Regions from separate parts of the Mus musculus genome. Here region 2 is linked to region 1. The links are chromatin loops, found by intact Hi-C in ENCODE. Cell type or tissue: left cerebral cortex. All regions are shown on one strand. Links, peaks and the distances in the headings refer to the core of each region. The heading gives the core; the rest is flanking DNA.

What was found. A loop is a pair of places that touch in the nucleus more often than their neighbours do. Peaks named below come from ENCODE experiments on the same cell type or tissue, not always from the same donor. Only the 100,000 strongest peaks of a DNase experiment are listed, where the experiment ranks them.
Region 2: a loop joins it to region 1, with 2.3 times the contacts of the local background. A loop is called at or near these places in 1 of 42 quality-filtered maps.

What each region holds. Positions count from the first base shown.
Region 1 is chr3:89,312,489-89,319,316 of GRCm38, forward strand. It overlaps Efna3 (ephrin A3), which reads right to left. Exons shown (of 5, transcript NM_010108.2): 2 at 3,975-4,264; 3 at 3,582-3,647; 4 at 3,320-3,397; 5 at 1,411-3,079. The coding sequence ends at 2,949. It overlaps Gm34014 (a long non-coding RNA gene), which reads left to right. Exons shown (of 3, transcript XR_867453.3): 3 at 817-1,413. Gm15998 (a long non-coding RNA gene) reads left to right here and starts at 4,258. Exons shown (of 2, transcript XR_003954662.1): 1 at 4,258-4,717; 2 at 5,340-6,828. In left cerebral cortex, for the core only: CTCF peaks have their summits at 3,305 (motif pointing right), 3,507 and 4,503 (motif pointing right); DNase peaks (open chromatin) are centred at 3,276, 3,648, 4,143, 4,519 and 2 more places; H3K4me3 peaks cover 693 bases; H3K27ac peaks cover 2,622 bases.
Region 2 is chr3:88,947,118-88,953,945 of GRCm38, forward strand. It overlaps Dap3 (death associated protein 3), which reads right to left and starts at 3,165. Exons shown (of 13, transcript NM_022994.3): 1 at 2,751-3,165. The coding sequence starts at 2,753. It also overlaps a transcript of Ash1l not described here. In left cerebral cortex, for the core only: CTCF peaks have their summits at 3,061 and 3,847; DNase peaks (open chromatin) are centred at 2,891, 3,218 and 3,833; H3K4me3 peaks cover 3,314 bases; H3K27ac peaks cover 2,332 bases.

The DNA.
Region 1 (6,828 bases), core at 907-5,906:
AGCCTGGTCTACAGAACAAGTTCTAGGACAGTCAAGGCTATGAAGAAAAACACTGACTCCAGAAACAAACAAACAAACAAACAAACAAAGGCAAGTTGGGGAGAAAAGGGTGGTTTATTTTGGTTTATGGTTTCACATCATAGTCCATCATTGAAAGATGTTGGGACAGGAACTCAAACAGGGCAGGAACCTGGAGGCAGGAGCTGATGCAGAGACCTTGGAGGAGTATTGCTTACTGGCTTGCTCATCACAACTTGGGCAGCCTGCTTTCTTATAGAACCCAAAACTACCAACCCAGGCATGGCACCACTCACAATGGGCTGGACCCTCCTCCACCAATCACTAATTTAAAAAATGCCTTACAGGCTTGCCTACAGCTGGATCTTATGGAGGCATATTCTCAGTTGTTGTTCCTTCCTCTCAGATGACAACAGCTTGTGTCAAGCTGACATAATGCTAGCCAGCACAGGAGCTTTAACAGTTGTTTGTGCACACACACACACACACACACACACACACACACACACACACACGCTCACTTGAGTATAAGTAGAAACAGAGGACACCATCTGACATCTCTCTCCTGCCTTTATGCGGCTTCTGTCATCAAATGCAAGTCATCAGACCTTCACAAGTGATTTGCCGTGGAGCCATCCTGGCCCGGGTCGTGTTTTGACAAAGCACATGTAGCCCACACTATCCTTGAACTCTGTCTTCTTACCTCAGTCTCCCAAGCAGCAGGATTACGGGTGTACAGCCCACACCTGGAAATCATCGTGTCTGAAAGTACAGACAATGTCTTCTCTGTCCCACCAGAACCTGGCTCTTGGCAGGTGTTCCTTGAGTATCGACTGTGAGCATGGAAAACTGGAGCCTGCCTTTCCTGTCTTTTGGTACAGTAGTGTGTCACACTGGTCCACCATCTGCCCTGGGTTCTTTCCCTGCTTGTCCTCCACTCCAAGCATCTGCTAGGTGATATCGAAAACTTACCAAGAAACTGCACACTCTCAGATAGGGTCGCACTCAGGAGTCTAGTCTGTCCTTGAACTTGCAGCAGTCCTCCTGCCTCAGCTCCACTGAGTGCTCAGACTACAGGTATGTACCACCATACTTGGCTACTGCTGTCACAGTGCAACAGACAGCCACATAGGAGAGATGTTTACCTAGGATCTAGCCTGTCCTTGGTGCCAATAAGAGAAGAAGGGTAGGGTAAGGTCCCTTGGGCTGTGAGAAAGTCACCTCCCTGTATCCTGAGCAGCTTCTATGATGGTCTCACACATGACCTGTCCTTTCTGCTCTCTTGACACGATGCTGTGGTTATGTGGAGCCCAGGCCCCAACAGGGTGCACATTTTCAAATGAATAAAACCTCAAAGTGTCATTATTGAAACACAGTTAAGAGACATTTACATTTTTGGTATGTAATATATATGTTTCTTTATTAACATGTTAAAAACAAGTAAAGTCTAACAACTATGATCATTTCAAAGTAGTGACACATAAATGATATTCTGAGATATAAAGCAGGTCTGAAAACATCTGGGATTTCTGTTGGCTACAAAGTCACACGTACTCTTTATGCTGCTGTGGCCTGTTGCCCAAGTACAGAAAGGGAATGTTAAACTTGTCACAGGTGAGTGAAAATAACCATGTAACTTTTTTTTTCCTATCTAGGATCACAAATCCCCTGAAATCCCTGGACCCAGCCAAAAGCTTCTGACTACAGCATAGAGCGCACCAGCCTGAGCCTTAACTCGGGTACACAGGGCCTGGGAAGCGGGTACTCACACCACTTTCCCTGTGGGAAGCCGGAGCCTAGAAAGGTTAAGGAACCTGCCCAAAGTCACCCGGGCTCAACTTGAAGCTCTGTCCCTCTCTCCACTCTGTGGCCTCTAACCTAGAATGCCTGCTCACCCGGGCCTTGAGCCCCACAGGATTGGTTCAGCCAGTGAAACAGAGGGACGTGGCCCCTTGAAACCACACACACTCAGGTATTTTTATCTCCAGTTTATTTTTTTTAGACTAAGAGCAGAGTATGAAAGTCACAGCCAAAGCACTTGAAAAAGGCCCAGGATGGGTGGGGACCACTTAGGGTGGGCAGGGCAAGGTCCTGGGAGTTGGTTCCCGGCTCAGGGCTGGAAGGGAGGGGGCATTGTTGTTACGGTCTCCAAAAGTGTCTGTGCGTTGCATAGGTCCTGTCTTCACAGAAGACAAAAGAGGGGCCAGGGGGGTCCCAAGGGGGGCCTAACCTGGTAGGGGAAGGGGTCTGAGTCTGGAAGGGGAAGTCGAGAAAGGTCAAGGTTAAGAAGGGGAAGGGACTCTGTCTGTCTGTACATTATATATAGAGATATAGAGTCTGTACATGCCTGTCTGGCACCCCGATGCCCACCCCTGTCCACTGCCTGCTCCCCCCCAGGGGTGTCTATTTGTAAACTTGGATTCAATCCAAACCACAGTCCTCTATGTGGGAGTGGAGGGAGAGGACATGCTTATTGCTGTAAACAGGGGGAGGGGCAGCCTGAGGCTCCACCCCTCACCCACCTAGTCCCCTCCCCATGTTCTGCCCCAGAGGAGAGGACAGGGGGCACCTCCCATGCTTCGTTTGTTCTCTCTGGGGCATATTTGCCTCTTGGGGGACAAAGAGGGAGGGCACCAAGGGTCAGGGAAAGGTACCAGGGGCCAGGGAGTCCTGAGCACTGCCTTTATAGCCCCCAGGTTTGGTACCAAACATTACCAAAGCCACAGGCCACCTGGGACCTGTGGCTGTCCCTGTGCCTGATCCACTACGGTGCCTGTCCTAGAGAGTGTGTGGGCAAAGAGGGCAGGCCCAGAGAGATGTACAGTGCAGACCCCGCTCCCAACCATGGGAAGAAGGATGTAGGCCCCACAGCAAGCTCCCTGCTCCTTCTCAGCCCTTCCCACCTCTCTCTGTCATAGGAAGGGGCAGAGCTAGGAGGCCAAGAGCGTCATGAGGAAGAAGGCGATGCCCACGGCCAGAGGCAGGTGTTCCCGCTTGGGGCTGGTCCCACTGATGCTCTTCTCAAGCTTGGGCACCTGGGGATTCTCTCCCTCAAAGTCTTCTGTGGAAAGATAAATAGGCAAACTGGTAAGGGCTGTGCTGTGCGCTGGGGCGGGGGGCACGCGGCGGCGGCGGCAGCAGCAGCAGCAGTGGAGCCAGAGATGTGACCACCCACGGGGGAGGGGCCGGAAGGGCTCGTGTCCCATGGGAAGGCATGCGGGAGGGGGTGGGTGGGAAGCATGCACTGGGAAGGGGGCTGCGATTCCAGCAGTGGCCACAAGAGGGCGCTGCGCAGACTCACCCAACACGTTGATCTTCACATTGGGGCCCATGGTGAACTGGGGGAGAGTGGGGACCGGCTTCTCCCCGGAGTGCGATGCTGCGGGGTGGGGTGCGGGTGGGGAGAGAGGAGGGGAAAGTCAGGGCCAGGACCCCCTCCCCCTGCTACAGCTGGGGAGCCATCCCGGTCGCCTGTGCCCTCCGCCCCCATCCCCAGGAAGCCAAGGGAGCCCCAAAGCAGGGAGGCAAGGATGCGGACGTGGTTGGAAACCGACGCTACTCACTGGAGGCGCAGCAGACGAACACCTTCATCCTCAGACACTTCCAGTGCAGGTTGTGAGTGGGCGTGGCTGGGGAGGAGATTTCTTTCACTCACTTGGTGCCCTTGCGGCTTTAACATAGACTCCCATCCCCCTCCAAATTGCCCGCATCCGGCTGTGTCCCCAAGTCTCTGCTCCAATCTTTCTTTGGACATTGGTCACCATGACTTCGTGGCTAGCCCATCCCAACAGAAATGCTCTGCGACCCAAATTTGGGACTGTCACCCCATCCCCACAGCCTTGCAACTTCTCAGAGCTGAAACCCTGAAGCCTATCCCTGGTGACCACTACAACGGCTGGCCGGGGATCCCTGGGACCCCACCCTGTCATTCAGAAGACCCAGGACCCGGCACTCACAGATGTAGTAGTATTCTTGGCCGGCATGGAATTCATAGCCCAGCGAGAAGGCGCTGTAACGCTGGAACTTCTCGGAGAACTTGATGGGGCTGTGCGAGGCGTGCTGCCGGTTGCATTCCCAGCGCTTGGAGCCTTGGCTGGCGTTGCAGGTGCGGTAGCCGCTCAGGTTCACCATGTACAGCACGTACTGCTCCGCCCCGCCGCCAGGCCCTGAGCTGTTGTAGTGCGGACAGTAAATATCCAGATAGTCGTTCACGTTCACCTGCACGGTGTAGCCCTCTCGCCGCAGGCTGTGGACAAATGAAGTGGGTCAGAGAAGAAACTCCAATGCTCCAAGGCTTTCCATGTCAACACCCTGTCAACACCCCACGGACCTTCATTAGAACACTATATATATATTTTGATCATAACACTTCAGTCCCTCACTCTCTTGGCTTTTTCTACAATCTTTTCTCAGCCCATTTCTGTGCCTGTGGTCTAGTGTGCCAGTCCCTTGTGTCCTCTCCTTTTGGGCCTGTCTTTCCCCTGGTGGCCACCAGAGGGTAGCAAAAGCACAAGGAAGCCTGGCCTACCTCCTAAGGAAGGAGAGGAAAGGGAGAGGGGCGGAGAAAAGAAGGAACCTAGCTCTGGTTGCCACAGAAACGCACAGGCCCCAACGACTCCCAGACCTAGGCCCGGATTTCCTTAGACCATTCCCCATAATTCAGCAGGCCAGAGGAGGGACTGAAGGAATGAATGGAAGGGTAGGGTGAAAGTAGAGAGATCCCTTCCTTGGAACCCAAGCTCTCTCGCGCTGTCTCTCTCTCTCTCTCTCTCTCTCTCTCTCTCTCTCTCTCTCTCTCTCTCTCTTCCCTTCTCTCTTCTCCCAGAATGCCTTTTGCTGCTGCAGGTCCACCCCAGGTCAGTCCGACAGGACTTGCCCTCATACACACATGTATGGCAGCTTCACGCACATGCATGCACAAGCTCTATGGCACCAACACAAAAATGTCCACCACCCACTCACAAGCGGCAGACACTCAGAAGAGCTAGATTGCATGTGTGCTGCGCCTATGCCAGTTTTAGCTGGTCCCAACAATCTCAGGGGTTTGCCCTGTATCTCCTACATGACAAGACCTCTATCTTTGTGCTTCTGAGTCCTATTTCCCTCCATCCTGAGGCCATAAACCATTAGGTCCCCAATAACCTGACACAGACCAGGGAGCTGAAGAGCTCGGGTTTGACCTGTCATCTTGCTAGGACTTCTGCTTCATTCCACATCTTTCTCCACCTAGATGCCACTGCCCCCCCCCCCCAACCCCCAGGATAGGCAGAGTAACAATAGCACAGCGCCTAGACAAGATGACTGTGTCTGCCACATTCCAGATGAGTCTCTGCGACAGAGAAGCAGATCTGGATGCCCTGGAAGTCTCGCCTGCCTGACAGTCCCATCTAAGTGTTGCTGTGGACATCCTTTGTGGTGGCACTGAACGGTGTAGGGAGTCAGAGGCAGCTCAATCCACACGTGTGGAAGATCGGGTAGAAGTCGTCTTTAACTTCTTTAAGGCAAGTATGCACACATGTTGGTAGTGCTATGGGACTGTTGTGGGCACAGGGAAGCATGGGCCACAGGGTAAAATGTCAATCCATCGGGGTCCCTAGACCCTGAGAACTCACTGAGGGAAAGAACTGGCTCCCCATGTCACCAAGCAGAACCTTGTTTCACAAACAATAATTAGACACATTAGGGAAATGATCTTGGAGGCCTCTTCTTGGGATGAGGCCTTGAGGGTCCTCCCTGTCATTACCCAACATCGTTGGCTGTACTTGTGTTGCCCGGTCCCCAAGACTAGGAACGAGGCAGATGGGTAACAGCTGGTGTTTGGACTCTCTAGTAAGAACGGGCACAGCCTTCTTGAGTCATCAGGAATGCCACCAGTCCCACTTGGTTCCCATGGGAGTGATGGGTCACTCAGGCCCCTCCCTGTCCCTGGCACTCAGGTGGGCAGGAGTCTCGACGGGGCGCTGGGAGCAGGAAAACGGGTTAGACAAGGCCTGATTGCTCCCAGGCACCACCCATGCATTGTGTGTCCACCCTAAACCCTAGGCTCCTGTTCCTTCCCTAAGGACCTGGGGAGGGGGCGGCCAGCTAGCCAGCACATGGTGGCAGGCCTGGGGCAGCCCCATAGCTCCCCTGGGGCCTTGTTCCCTTGGCCTCACCCGTGTATCCGGTTTGATTTGGAAGCAGCTCCTCCCTGCAGCTGCCCCATCCCTTCCAACCACACACCCATTACAGTGGATTTTAAGCCAACTCCAAAGATGTTCCTACAGGTGGTGCCTCAGTTTCCTCAAGACGGTGAGCTGGGTATATTTAGTGGTTGCTGTGTGACAGCGACAAGAGAAGAAGCCTCCTCTTACCTATCTCTGTGATTGACGGCAGAAAAGCCCCAGAAATGCACCCCCCCCAAAAAAAAAAAAAAAACCTGGCCACTTGGTTCAAAACCTGCTGGCAAGGTAGCTGTATCCAGTTGGTATCTGGTGGAGAGAGCAGAAGGCCGGGTGCCAGGAATCCCAAACCATAACTCCTAGGAGACCCGACCTGTCTGTTAGGCACAACCTCTTTAATTGAATCTGTCATCCTACTTAGCCTAGCAGCGAGGGAGGTGCACATAGGCCCCAGCTGCTAACCACGCCTCGAGGGTTACCCCCCTCCTGCTCTCAGCGTGGGGTGGGCTAGCATCTGGGGACTGTGTGCCCTGCTCCTTCAGGGAGTTTCCATTCAGCCCTCCATGTCATCTCCTTGTTGCCTCCTACTTCTCCGCAGAAAGGCGTCCTCCCCGTTCTTCTATAGGTCTTACTGTGTCCCACCGGCTTG
Region 2 (6,828 bases), core at 940-5,939, 370 kb before region 1:
AAAATACAATCACATTGATGAACCAAATAATTGCACAGAGCACTATTTCTGGGGCAGGGAACTGGGCTGGCAGTAATGGGGATCAAATCCAAGGCCTTGTTATATTAAGTCGGCACTCAATTGTGTGGACTGAGAAAGACTGTATGGAAATTAGTGAAGACTAGTTGTTTCCATTAATTTCATTAGGGAAAAGGACAGCTTTGGCTGGAAACTATGACTCAGTTATCAAAGTGCTTGTCATTAAAATGTAATCCTAGACATATAAAAAGCCAGGCATGGCGGTAGATACTTTATAATTCCAAGACTGGGTAATGTGGAGACAGTCAGGCCAGTAACTAATCAAATCCAGCTCACCTGAGTTCTAGGCAGGCAGCTACTTCAGAAAACAACAACAACAACAACAACAACAACAACAACTACTGACCTGGTATAAAGGCACACACCTTTAAATCCAGCACTGGAGGCAGACACAGGGGAATCTAAGTTCAGCCTGGTCTACAGAGTTCCAGGGATACCAGGGCTACACAGAGAAACCCAAAACAAACAAAACAGGAATAACTAGTAGACTAGCTCCTCAATAGTGGCATTTAAAGTTGACCTCTGGCACCCCAAGAGTGTGCATGCACATGTGCACAGCACAATCAAACATATTTATGCTACATTTTTTGCTCCTACTCGCCCAGGTTTGGGTTCCTGGAGAAACACTGGGACTACAGAAGGAAAATTAATGTGCCTCACCCCATCTCCTGCACCCATGCAGGGGCTCACAATCTTAGGTGACCCAACACCCTCTTCTGGCCTCTGGGGGCAACACACACACACACAGGATGCACAGACATACATGTATACAAAACACCCATATATACACACACACATACAAATAAAGAATTTTTACTACGAAGGCAGTGTGATATAGGGGAAAAGTTAGGAAACTAAAGTCTAAAGATCAAGTTACAGATTTCTTTGAACTTCAAGCTTTGCTTGGAAAAGGAAGAGTCTCCCTGTTGTAAGGGTTCAACAGGAACAGTACAGAAGTCCGTCAGTGCTCTTCAGACTAACTTTCTCTCACCTGCCCCCCACCCCAACCCCACTGTTGTTCTGAGACTGTCTCACGGAACTCAGGCTAGTCAAGACTTTGCTGCATAGCTGTGGATGACCTCCAAGTTTCCATCCTCCTGCCTCCACTTTGTGGAGTGTTGAGATTATAGCTTCAAGCTTTCTAGTCCTAGTATTTAAGTATGTGACACTGATTTTAACATTTCCATGTCCTTTGAGATAGACCCTGTAAATCAGTCGGACAGTCTGCACACATGCAAGCACACACCTATACAAAGTTGCACACAGGAAGCTACTGAAGAAAGATTCCTGCAACCCTGGGTAGACTGCATGGGCTTGGTTAGCAAAAGTAACTTCACAGCTAGTCAATTAAGGCTGATTGTCTCTTTAACTCAAAGAAGGAAACACAAAGATAATCAATCCCCAATGCATACAGCCAATAGGGAAAGGTTGGGTTATCTGAAAACCAGGTATGGGTTCATGCCTATAATCCAACCTCTAAAGAGGCTAAGACAGGATGACTGTCAGAGTTTCAGGCAAGCTTGGGCTAAAGAGTGAGACTGTCAAAACAAACAAATAAACAACCACTCAAAAGACAATTTAACCCCTATTCCAAAAAAAGACTGAATATTAATTGAATGGGTTCTGGAGATGAATGGAACGCAGTAATGTTTAAATTTCCCCTGAATCACAAAGGTAAGAATTCACAGATAAGAAAGGAAACTTAAGGTGCCATTCCTCTAAAATTTTGCTTTGCTTTTTGTGGGAGACTAAAAATGAGTAGATCAAACGTTGGGGTTTTAACATCACATGCCCTGAATTCACTCATCCAATGTCAACACGGAAACAAATACTAGCAGCCAATGAATGCCATAGGTCTGGTTTAACTAGCAATTTAGATGAATAGAACACAAACTACCAATTACACCTACAAATCTTATCAACATCAACAGCACTGTAAATGATAACAATAATACTCCGCATTTTCCCCGTACCCAGGAGCTAATTCTGCTTTACATATATGATCTCATTATTTCATACTCCAACCCTGAAGGTATATTTTGGGGTTAGCTAATTTTTACTACCAGCATCTCATAAATAACTTGGAAAAATTTGAAGGCCTAAAAGATCAAATCCAGAAATAAAATCTCAGTGCATAGTTTCATCCCCTCACACACTCAACCTGCGGGTGGCGACCCGAGGAGAGGTCTAACAACCCTTCACAGGGATCCCATATCAGATATCCTGTATATCAGATGTTTACATTAAGATTCATAACAGCAAAATTACAGTTACGAAGTAGCAACAAAACTAATTTTATGGTAGGGAGTCACCATGTGGAACTGTACTAAAGGGTCGTAGCATTAGGAAGGCTGCGCGGACCACTGCTCTAACATCAGGCTGCCAGTTGCAAACCGAGTTCGCACAATCTTTGAGAAGTGCACAAGGATCACACAAGCATCACAGAGGATAGGTACCCTCTGGGACTTTAACAAGGTTAAACTACATTAACATATTAACAGCCGTTCTGTCCGTTCATCCTCCGGTCCCAGGTCCGCAGCCCCGGGTCTGAAGGATGCCCTCTTGGAGGATCACCGACACTGCTGCCCTCATTCCCTATCTCGGGGCAGTTCAAATACACGCTCCTTTCCCTCCTTCATCATTGCATCCCCTGTGTGGCTCAGTCCCCTTACCATGAGTCCAACACTAGGACTCCTGCTCCGGTGACCCGCACACACCGCCAGCGGCTGGATCCCAGGCACCCGTCCTGCAGTTGTGAAGCAAGCTCGGGTCGTGTGGCAGGAAGCTACCCAACGCGCAGTCGCCGCGGCTGCAACCACAGCCCAGCGGAGGGGCACCGCGCCACCCGCCCCGCGGCCGGAAGCGGGCAGCAAGCCTCGGCGTCGCGGTGGCCCGTCCCAGGAGGTCCGCGCCTAGGTACCTTCGCTCGCTCTTCAAAACATTCCGGTCACCGTGGCCAGCCTCGTCTGCGCGGGCGTGCCCGCTTCTCCCCGGCCCCAGCAGGGGCGCGCAATGGAACGTCCCGCGGGGGGGATTGTGGGAGGCGCACGTTCGAGGGGTGGGGGCGAAGGCGGCGGCAGCCGTGGCTGCCGTTGGTAGCCGTGGGGGCGGGGAAGAGAGGGAGGCGAGCCGAGGAGGAGAAGGAGGAGGAGGAGGAGGAGGAGGGAGGAGGCTCGGGCTCGCGCCAAGGAAGGTACGCGTGAGGGCCGAGAGGGAGTCGGGAGCGCGCGAGCCGGAGGCCCCAGAGCGAGCGCGTCGGTGCTGGCGGCGCGGGGCGGCCGGAGGCGGTGGTTGGAGGGCGCAGCTCGCGACCAGTCCGGACCCACTCGGAAGCGTGCGGGCGGGCGTGCGCGCTGCGCGGCCGGAGTCGGGTGAGGGAGGGAGGGAGGGAGGGAGGGAGGGCGGCGGGGAGAGCGCGCGGAGGGAGGAGTGGGAGGCGGGAGGGGGGGCACGCGGCGCCCTTCGCTGGCTCGCTCGCTCCCTCCCTCCCCAGAGCCGCCGCCGCCGCCGCCGCTGCCGCCGCCGCTGCCGCTCCCGCCGCCATTTTGGGTTCGCTTTGCGGAGGGGGGAGACGATCCCGGTCTCGGTTGCCGGACCCGCCTTCTCTCGGTTTCCCCTTTCCCGACCTACGCCTTTGGCTTCTCCTCTCTCGCGTTTCCGCCGGTCCGCTTACCCGCTGGCCGCCTCCTGACAAGCGGGAAGGGTTACAGTGTGGAGCCAGGGAAGCCGAGGCGCCAGGCTGCCACCCTCTCTCTCTCCACTTGCCTGCACTCGGCGCTCTCGGCCTCGCACGGTGAGTAGTGCGGTGTGAGCAGGCCTTTGAAGGCCCCAAGTAGTCTCTCCTTGGCTACCCGGGATCCGCTGTCACCCCCCCGGACCTGGACCTCCGGGAGAGCGGGGTGAGGATGGGGGAAGGGAGAGCAGGGATAGGGATCCTGAGCTTACCGGGAAGTCCCTCTAGGCGGGGTGACGGGGTGTCCCTGACCAGCGGGCTCTTGGTTTGGGGGAGGGGGACGGGAAAGTAAGCGAGTGGAGGCGGAGTCGCTTGTGCCCCTGACAGGTTAGTTTGTGTAGTAGGCCCGATTGGAGCATCCCCCAAGATCCAGTTTATGTCTGTTTAAGTAAGGGACAAAAGTAGCAAGGGAGATGATCTTCAGCGGGTAGTTTACCTGTACAAGATCTGTGGTGTTCTCGAAAGGCGGAAATATATGCAGACATGACATAGTGATCTGAGTGTTAATAAGTTTAATAAATGTCACTGGTTAGTTTCTACTTGGAAAGAAATGTTTTGGGTCTTGAAGACCAGATGGTCTGTTGGTTTATAGCTGCTCTGTTTATATGTGTATAATTCGAGGATGGAGAGTGTTCAGGAAGAGTTTGCCTGCATTTGGGGAAGTTCCCTTTGTAAGTTAGCTTATTTAAAAACAAATGCTGGGACATGTGTTCTCTAGGTCGATAAATGTGCATGTATTTTAGCATTAGTATGATTAGTATGATAATACAGAATGCATGCTAAGATCAGGAAGGGGAGAAACTTGACATAGTCTGTGCCTTTGAATAGAGTCAGTTGTGTAAATATGAAAGCCAGACCAACATCCTCAGAGTGATCGCTATTAGGCTGAGAATAAGGGGAGATGTTTTTGACCGTGTGGATTTATAGTAGTGCATAAAGTTTTTATATTCAGAGTACTCTTTCAGTTCGTAATCCTAAAACTGTAAAAATTATAGGAGAATAGGAAATCCCGGCATAAAGAGGTACTTTTCCAAGGTCATGTGTTAAATTAGTGGCAATGTTGAGATATTTTGATTACTAATTTAGTAATGTATTGTCCATATTATCATAGTGCCTCAGGAGATTGTTATTGCCAAATACAAGTGTATTTTGAAAGTAGGTAAATATGATTGGTTAGATTATGCTTGGGAGAACTTAAAAGTGTCAAACATGTATAGAATATACACTGTCCTATATGAGATAGGTATTTGTAATTTTGTTGTGTTTACAAAGCAAGCAGACCACTTCTGACAGCTTAGTATGTATGAAAGTTCCAATGTGTTGCTGGGCAGTGGTGGCACATGTTTCTAATTCCAGCACTTGGGAGGCAGAGGCAGGTGGATTTCTGAGTTCGAGGCCAGCCTGGTCTACAGAGTTGGTTCCAGGACAGCCAGGTCTACAGGGAGAAACCCTGTCTCCCAAAACCAAATAAATAAATAAATAAATAAATAAATAAAAAGTTAAACTGCTTCCACAGCCTACTTTGTATCTGTATAGCTGTTGTTTGTTGCTGGTTGGGTTTTTTGTGTGTGTGTGTGTGGGGGGGGTGGGGGGTCAGGGGGAGGGTCAGGGGGAATAGATTAACCCTGCTAGCAGGCATTCTACCAAAGAGCCACACTCGTATTTGGGCAGCTTGACTTTATTTCTGCCAGTGACAGGATCTTTTCGGACTCATCCAACAAAATAATTGATTCCTGTCTTGGGGTAAGAATTATCAAGATCTGTTGATTAGGTTGTTGGAATAGATAGGGATGCATAAGAGGGGAGTTGTGAACATACAGAGAGCAAATAAATCTGTGGAACTGAAACCACCAACCCTTTTTAAAAAACCAGTCTGAATGTGGCACACACTTGCAATCCAAGCATTCCGGAGGCTGAGGCAGGAGGCGCCTGAGCTCAAGCTTCACATTAAGTTTAAGGTCAGCCCCTGGTTACAGGAGGCCTGGGGTCCACTCTAGCTCCAGGGTATCTGGCACCCTTTTCCAGTCTCTGCTGATGACTACACACTACACACACACACACACACACACACACACACACACACACACACCCTTTTCCAGTCTCTGCTGATGACTACACACTACACACACACACACACACACACACACACACACACACACACACGAGAGAGAGAGAGAGAGAGAGAGAGAGAGAGAGAGAGAGAATATGAATTTAAAAGCTACTTAATTTAGAAAGAATCTAGGCAGATGGACACAAGAGTAGCATCATCCAACAGGTGGTATGTTTGTAATTAGAGTATATCTTCTTTGACATTTTCCTTTTGTTTTGAAAAAGGGTCTTACTCTCTATATAGCCCAGACTAGCCCAGGACCCATTATGTGGCCCAGGCTGGCCTCAAATTTGAGGCTTGTAATGTTCTTAACATAGCTTTCTGGGGTTACAGTCATGAGCCAACTGCCTGGATGCTTTGGCAGTTTCTTTTGGCATTTATGAGTAAACTGTTTTTGGGATCTGTAAATTATTGATATGTGCCTTTGGATATTGGAACGTCTTGGCTGGACTGTAGGAATTCTTCGAAAGGCTAATTTTGTAGGACAGATCCCCACTTGGAAAACGAGGAAAGGATCTTTGAACTAACTCGACTGTACTATTGGGATGTTTCCTAGTCTAGAGGATATATATATATGTATATGTATATATCCATATCCATCCTGAGAATCGGAAGAAATAGAGACCTTACGTTTAGTGTGTAGATGAGCAGGCTGGCTCAGACAGAGACCTCTGGATGGCTCCGGCCTGAGTGCTGGGGTAAGAGCATGCATCACTGTGCCCAGCTACTATGTGTGCTTTCAGGAGCTTCAGTTGTGGTAGAGTAACACCAATTTGTTCAGAGGGTCTTGTTTTAAATGCCCACTTTTTTCTTGAATTGTGTTTGGGTGTAAATGTATTTAAGTTTGAAGGTGAATGCTGGAGCAGACCTTGTGTGTCATCAGGAGAACTTGACAGGCATGGTGACT